Regions from separate parts of the Homo sapiens genome. Here region 1 is linked to region 2. Evidence: read pairs that join two places in POLR2A ChIA-PET (ENCODE). Cell type or tissue: PC-9. All regions are shown on one strand.

What was found. ChIA-PET counts read pairs that join two places held together with the same protein. Peaks named below come from ENCODE experiments on the same cell type or tissue, not always from the same donor. Only the 100,000 strongest peaks of a DNase experiment are listed, where the experiment ranks them.
Region 1: POLR2A ChIA-PET joins it to region 2 with 6 read pairs; 2 of 35 experiments call an interaction of 5 or more read pairs at or near these places.

The regions. Positions count from the first base shown.
Region 1 is chr9:125,540,978-125,544,977 of GRCh38, reverse strand. It overlaps MAPKAP1 (MAPK associated protein 1), which reads left to right. Exons shown (of 12, transcript NM_001006617.3): 7 at 1,810-1,919. LOC124902270 (a long non-coding RNA gene) reads right to left here. Exons shown (of 2, transcript XR_007061774.1): 2 at 2,540-3,843. Among named protein-coding and RNA genes, the nearest start is that of MAPKAP1, 160 kb to the left of the region's middle. In PC-9, no CTCF peak of the experiment used is centred here; no DNase peak of the experiment used is centred here; H3K27ac peaks cover 2,016 bases.
Region 2 is chr9:125,827,361-125,831,360 of GRCh38, reverse strand. The region is part of intron 2 of PBX3 (PBX homeobox 3); the gene reads right to left. Among named protein-coding and RNA genes, the nearest start is that of PBX3, 82 kb to the right of the region's middle. In PC-9, no CTCF peak of the experiment used is centred here; no DNase peak of the experiment used is centred here.

The DNA of each region.
Region 1 (4,000 bases), 290 kb after region 2:
AGCCGTATGGAGAGGAGGGTTGTGGAGATGTCTCTGTATTAGGGAAGCAAATTAGGTCCTTGGTTTTGAGATCGGCCCCCAGCCCCTGTGGAGAGTCAGCCACCTAGTTGGGTCCAACCTAGGCTTAAGGCCCTTCCCAGCCTGTCCTACCATTGGGAAGCTTTTCCAGAACTTAGCTTGGGGCTTGGCTTTTCTTTCAGATTTCTCGTCAATATGAAGTTCTGCCATGTTTTTTGGCCACATTCCCTTTAGAGATTCTTATGGAGAAATGGGAATGCGACCAAACTCCTTGTGGCAATTCCCATGTTCCATAGTTGGAAACTTGGGTCCCGTTTGTTACATGAGCTACTTGGAATTGGTCTGTTTTGTTCCAGTGCCCAAGTGTAGTGAGTAGTATTTGTGATACTTGCTATTGCAATTAACAGTCTTGGTGAAGTTATACCTCACACAGGAGATGGGCTTCTGTTTTTAGAGTACTTGTTCCTTAGCGGTTTTTTTCCAATCTAGATGAAGCCTTTCCCCCACCCAGTTTGATTAATTGGAAGCTTACAAGGAGTGTAAGTGTTTTGTCTTATAATTACTTGTGCTTCAGCTAATATTTTGACTTTCTAGGACTAAGATTAAATCATTCATACTGAAGTGTATAGACTGTATTTAAAAAAAAAAATACAGCCAGGTGCGGTGGCTTATGCCTGTAATCCCAGCACTTTGGGCAGCTGAGGCAGGCAGATCACAAGGTCAGGAGTTCAAGACCAGCCTGGCCAAGATGGTGAAACCCATCTCTACTAAAACTACAAAAATTAGCCAGGCACGGTGGCAGGCGCCTGTAATCTCAGCTCCTGGAGAGGCTGAGGCAGGAGAATCGCCTGAACCTGGGCAGCAGAGGTTGCAGTGAGCCGAGATTGCGCCACTGCACTCTAGCCTGGGTGACAGACATCTCAAAAAAAAAAGTGTGTGTATGAATAAAGAAATATATTTACTAGCTAGTTAGAGCATTTTCTTTTCCTCCTTCTCAATTACTTTGGGGTATTACTGCCCTGCGGCCCCACATGACGTTTTTTTGTCTGGGGCTCCATGAGCTTAGTATGATGGCAGTATCTGCCTGTAGTGACATCTACTGACACAAGCCAAGTTTATCAGTTGTCAATCCTTGTTGCAAGATTTGGTTTGGAAGCCAACACTAGGAACCCATGGTGCTGCTGACCCACACAGACCACTTAGGTTCAACTTGGACAAATTAGAAGAACCTTCCCTAAGCGTGACCTCTCTCACATGGAACTGCTCACGCTAGAATCGTTTATCACTGCCCCCCCGCCACCCACCATTTGAAGTATATTTATTCAACCTATTTTTAAATAATTGGCACCTCAGTATGCACTTACTTTAAAACTTGCTTAAACACGGCCGGGCGCGGTGGCTCATGCCTGTAATCCCAGCACTTTGGGAGGCCGAGGCGGGCAGATCACGAGGTCAATAGATCGAGACCATCCTGGCTAACATGGTGAAACCCTGTCTCTACTAAAAAAAAAAAAAAATACAAAAAATTAGCCGGATGTAGTGGCGGGCGCCTGTAGTCCCAGCTACTTGGGAGGCTGAGGCAGGAGAATGGTGTGAACCCAGGAGGCGGATCTTGCAGTGAGCCGAGATTGCACCACTGCACTCCAGCCTGGGTGACAGAGCGAGACTCCATTTCAAAAACAAAACAAAACAAACAACAACAAAAAAAACTTGCTTAAACACAGTGAAGATTGCAGTAACATCTCTCTGGATGAATGTTGGTGATGATTTAATATTTGTCTTTTCCTACAGAAATGCTGCTCATGGATTCTCCCTTATTCAGGTGGACAACACAAAGGTTACCATGAAGGAAATCTTACTGAAGGCAGTGAAGCGAAGAAAAGGATCCCAGAAAGTTTCAGGTGGGATAGTTAAATCATATTCTCACAGTAGTAGAAGCTTAACCCTTATTAAAAGGGCATAGGGGGTGTGTGTGTGTGATGGCTGGCTAGATTCTTTCAGATGTCATTGCTAGAAGGTTTGGTTAGCTGATCTATGCAAGAAAAGGTGATTGTACACTGCCCCTCGGCCTCAGAAAGGGACTGGGTCAGCGGCATATGTGAGAAGAATGTATTCATATCAATTGTGGAAGTTCCTTCATTAATAATTTGTGGTAGACTCAGACAGAGCTACTTGTGCTGATGATCAGTTGATATAAAGCTGTCTTGAAAACCGAATCAGTCCTAAACTTGAATCACTGCTATTAATTTCATGTTTTCACATAATTTCCCATGGGAGAACTTTTAGTTACTAATATTTGTGGTATGGGGAAGAAAAGAAAAATTTCTCTTCATCCTTATCAAATGAGGGCAACCTTTAAAAAAAAAAGACGAATAAAAAGACAAATCACTTGATGTGCACTAATAACTTAACTCCTCATTACCCAACTTTATATAGAAAATATGCTTATAGTATTAGCTGTGATATTTAAAGGATATATACCAGGATTGAGAAATAATCATCTTGAGAAATAGCTCAAAGATTTGTCATATCACAGACAACTTTAATATAAATCAACTCATATATGACGTGTTGAATATCTTAGCTCTGTAAATAAAGAGACTTCTTAAACACCTTTGATTTTACCTTTTGGAAAGGAAAAAAAGCATTGCTGGGGTTGAAGAAAATAGTTTTGTGCTCTTTTTAAGGGGAGGCATATAATCTGTTCCAGATTTAATTAGCTATCTTCAGATGAAAGCTGAAGTTTTAATAAAAGTTAGAAGAGATAACACAGTGAAGGACACGGATGAGCTGTCTCAAGGCCATATTCCAGGGGAACGATAAGAGCTGTAAAAAATGGCAGAGGAGAGCAATTGAATGGAGCAATGAAAATCTGATTCTCATAAAAAAGAGAGAGAGAGAGAGATGCTGGTAGGGGCGGTTGTAGATGAGACCTGCTAGCGTCTGCAAGCAATTTGGATGCTTGCCAGGAGTCATTGTTCACCCTCGGCTGTGGCGGCTCCGTCCAGATGTGCCAACTGCACGTTTCGGCTTTTGCCAGCTGACTGCGCCGTTTGATAACCAGCTCTCTGGATGCCCATCACTGGCCGCAGAGATAGAATTAAATGATGATGATCTTCCCACAAGTTGGGAGAGGAAACAATGCATATAAATCTTGATTTCATCTCAGCATGAGAAGTCTTTATCCATCATCACTCATAATGAACAAGTCGTTAGCTGGGATGAATGGTGTTCTGGTTTTTCCAAACACCTCTTTTGTTCATTTTTTGGGTGACTTTTATCCATTGCGTGGGGGTCAAACTTCTTTGCATTTAGGGGATGATTGAAGAGGCACAGCCACTCCTTCCCAGTGAAAAGTGGATATTTTGGGGTTCCAGGTGCCAATCTAATAGCTTTTAAACAGCTTTAGATAATCAAAGATATTTAGTAGGCATTCACCCTTTCGGATCCTGGTTCTTTACTCTTGTTTTGGTCCCAAATATTTTATATAAAAGTATATTTGTGATATAATGCATTATATTCTAAGAAGGCCTTATTCTGAAGTGTCCAAGGAGAAGGTGAAACTTTTTTAAGCTTCTTAGTAGAAATTCCACTGTCACAGATTTTTCAGACCATGAAACTCCTATGAACTTACTTAGATACAGCTGAGCAAGTATCTTTCCTTCTGTCTCCCGTCGTCTCTGTCCAATTGCATACCCGTTTTTCTATGTCCATTCCCAGCGTTTATCATACACACATTTATTTATGTTCACCTTTGTGTACACATTACTGCCTTTTCCATCAGAGTCTTTGCCATATCCTTGGCAAAGAGTTAGGACTCGTTATCTGAAAAACAGTGATCTGCGTTATTTATTCCTTTTCATACAAGAGAAGCCAATTGAGATTGATACATTTACATAAATTACTGTCCGTTTTCTTAATCCAAAAAGCTTTTTAACAAAAGAAGCTCTTTCTGTAGCTTTAATAAGTCTGGTCTCATAAA
Region 2 (4,000 bases):
TCCAGGCACTGGGTCATCCATAGATGGTAAAACCATTAGGTGAAAGAAGGGGAACTTTACAATGAAGAAATCAGGCTGGCACTACCTAATCCACTGATCAATCAGTCTTAGCATTGCAAAAAGTAAGATGACTAAACGTTATGGCTGATGTGATGCATGATGAATCTAATCAAGCTTTTAGATCTAATTCTAGTCTAGAAGAAATTCAGCAAATAGAAGCGTAAATTAAATACTGCCACAAGGAAATATCAGCCAAATCTAGAATTGGGGCATTCTACAGGAAAAACATTCTGATTTTTTCAGCAAGTCAATGGTATATGAAAAAGGACAGGTGGGGGGCAGGAGGAAGGAATGTGAATCTGCACGGAGATACAAAACAAGTATAACATATTAGTGGTTAAAGCTGACTGGTGGTTATACAGGAGTTCATTGTACCCTCTACTTTTGTGAATTTGGGGGAAATTTTATAATAAAAAGTAAGACATACACACCAATGAACAACAACAACAAAAAAACCACAATGACTTAGAATCAAACAGCTAGAGTTTGAATCGCAGCTCTACACTTACTGTGAATGTGGACAAGTTACTTAGCTTCTTTAAACATGGTTCTCCTTCTATAAAATGGGAAAAATATTACCTCCATTTATTAAGTTTGAATGAGATAATAGACAAAATGTGTCTAGTACATAAAGAGCCCAGTAAATGTTAACCACTGTCATCATTAGTATTAATGTTATTATTATTATTACTATTATAGAGGATATGATAGCAAAGGCTTCTGTATAGTTCTTTATGTAAGTAGCCAATTTGGGGGGTTCAAAACTCTTATTTCATTTTCAAAAACACATATGATACACAAATATAAAACACCTATAAATAAGTACTTTTCTATTACTCAGCTTTTTGAAAATTAATAAACACAAACATTACTATCACCAATGTAACATTAAAGAAGTTTGTTTGTTTGAAATTTTATGCTATACTTCAGTTAAATTTAACTGACACAGTGCTATCAATATTGTATCTATAATTCTTCATAGTTCTATTGTTAAATTTACATTTTCCTTAACATGAACAATAAAATAGATTATATAACTAATAGCAAATCTAAGAAACATGCAAGGCAATATTTTTCAACTAAAAAATAAAAATATTCTTATTTCTAAACAAAATCAGTTGAATGCTCATATTACGTATGCTTTAGATAGCAAAAAATAACGCTTTTGTAAATAAAAAATTATACTGAACTCTACAGTGCTGAGACAACTGATAAATTTTTCCTTTCACTTTTAATCAAGCTTCCTGTTGTAAGAGCTCAGCAGACAGTGACGCGAGACACTGCCTCCCAACTTCAGTTCACCTTTGCAGTTCCACAAGGGACACCATGTCAAGATTGTTCAGCTTTTTTGATGAGTGCTGCGTGGGTAACTAATGTGTAAATGCAGATACGTATAGAAAGCAGTTTTGACAGTGATGTATTGCAACTGGTTCCAGATGTCGGTAAGGGATGCTTGGCCAGGCATCTAGAGCTCCACTGCCACGGAGCAGCACCAGGACCAAACCAGTCTTGAAAAGACCATGGCACTCTAACTCTTCAATTAGAATCTTCTTAAAACAATTATTTTGCTTCTCTTCTTTCAGAAAAACACTAAAATATTACTGCTTTGTTGCTCATTTTTTTTAATTTAAGGAAAGAGCTGACATAACAAGCCTAATAGTTTGGCTTTCAAAGGAAACTTCAAAGTGAATGGAGGAAATATTAAAAATGAAGCACATACTCATCTCCTATAATGAGTTTTTTAACTAAATTGCACCAAAACTTACGTATGTACAAAAGTTTAAAGCAACCCCTGACTAGCAAATTAAATGTTGAGATTACTCACCTAATATTAGAATTCTTAAGAATATCATCATAAATATGATACATATAATTATAAACCAAATCAGCAAGCTTATTTTCTCTTGCTGTCCAGAAACGTGACAAGTGTATATTAGCTAAAGAAAATGTACCTCGGTTGCATTTGACTTTAAAAATTAAATAATGAATCTTGTAATGATGTAGTTTGAGAATAAAATTCTAGAAATGGAAGACTGACAAGCAGCATGTGAATAAATGAATTTCTGGGCCACTAGCTAATGAAATACAGAGAGATGTATACAGAAATTCCAAAGTGAAAATATGTTATTACAATCATGCAACGAATCGTCTTTAACATTTAAAATTGATAAAGTTGCACTTTCTACATGAAAAATGTTGTAGCATGGCTCCAACACAAGCATTTGGTCTGATGGGAGTTTTTTCAAACAACCTGTCTGTCTCCCTCTTCTTTCAATACCAGACTCCCAGCTCCAATCAAAAAACCTCTCAGGGGATCACCTACAGCTACATTCTCGCCATGTGGTTTTGATATAAGGCATTTTCTCATTGATCAAGGGAGCTGCAGAAGCATGTGTTCTGTTTATCCTAGAACAAAGAAGGCGACTTACATTACTGATGTTCAGAATCAAATCAAAGGTTTTGAAATACTTTTAATAGGAATAAAGGCAAACAAATCTGTCAAACGACGTTTAGACTCAACGTTCCTTTTGATTTTCTAACAAATTGAATAAACTGAACATTCTAAACATATTACCAAACTTTTAATCTGTGAGAAGACCTTGTGGTCAATAACTTCCTATCATAAGTAAATTGTTTAACTATAGCTCAAAGTTACTATGTTTGGTCTGATATGACATGATATGCTAATTGAGGGTAGAAAGTAGTTTAAAAAACTGACCAATCTTATTTTTTCCAGATGGATCATCAAATGTTTTTCTAATCTTGCATTTTCTTAAATGACCAACTGGTAAAATTGTATTACCAGTTCTAATTGGCTTAGAATACAGAATGTTTCAAGATAGCAGAAGAGCTGTATTCATTCCCATCTCCCTTCTTATAGGGCTCTGTTTTGATAAATCATTATTGTGACTTGGTTTTTGTTCTATTCCTAATAAATTATGTTTAACAAATAAAAATATACTTTAATATAGCATTTCTATATAAACCATTTGTTGCTGTAAACTATGGAAAATTTGTCTAGGCAGTACATATATCTCAGTATCTCTGAGTATATATATCTCAGATCTGATAGGTCAAAAGCAAAATTATTACCCAATGAAAATGTGATGAAAATGTATTTAACTGAATGACTTCTGTGTTTATCTTGTTGGTTTACTAATAATTCAAAGTAAATCCTCTGGACAGCAAACTAGTACTCCTAAAAATACAAAATACACATCATTATATCCAGCAAAAGTCCAAACCTAAGGACTACTAATATCTGTATCCAGCAAATAAGGACACAGAAGACTAAGGTCCTAGATGAATTTAGTTTCTGATCCTTCCAAAATGCGTAGTTCCAGAACAAACCTCTGTATCAGTCTTATTACTGGTAGCAATATAAATTGGTACAACCACTTTGGAAAGCAATTTGGCAACATCAGATAAAGTTGGATATACACATACTCTATAAACCCAACAACTCTATTCCTAGTTATATACCTCAGAGGAATTCTTGCATATGGACAAAAATATGTGTACAAGCATGTTTATAATACCAAAATTTCAGATGAAATGTAAGCATCCATCAGTAGTGAAATGAATGTGAAGTTCATCTGCACGGTAGAATACTACAAAGCAGGTAAAACTAATAAAATCAATTCACGGATATCAAAATCAATGCAGTACATGTTGAAAACTGGTGAGCAAAAAATCAAGCTACAAAAAGATGTACAGTGTGTATATACGACACATAGGTATTACATATGTGTATATATACACATTATATTTGTCAATACTAAAAATACTAACATTATTTGTAAATACACGTATGTGTAGTAAAAGCATTTTTCACATGAGAAGAATATGTACCAACCATAAGATAAATAGGTACTAATTTGGGGTGGGGAAGTTAGTGAGCTGAACGGATGGGGAAACTTCAAACATATGTAAATGGATA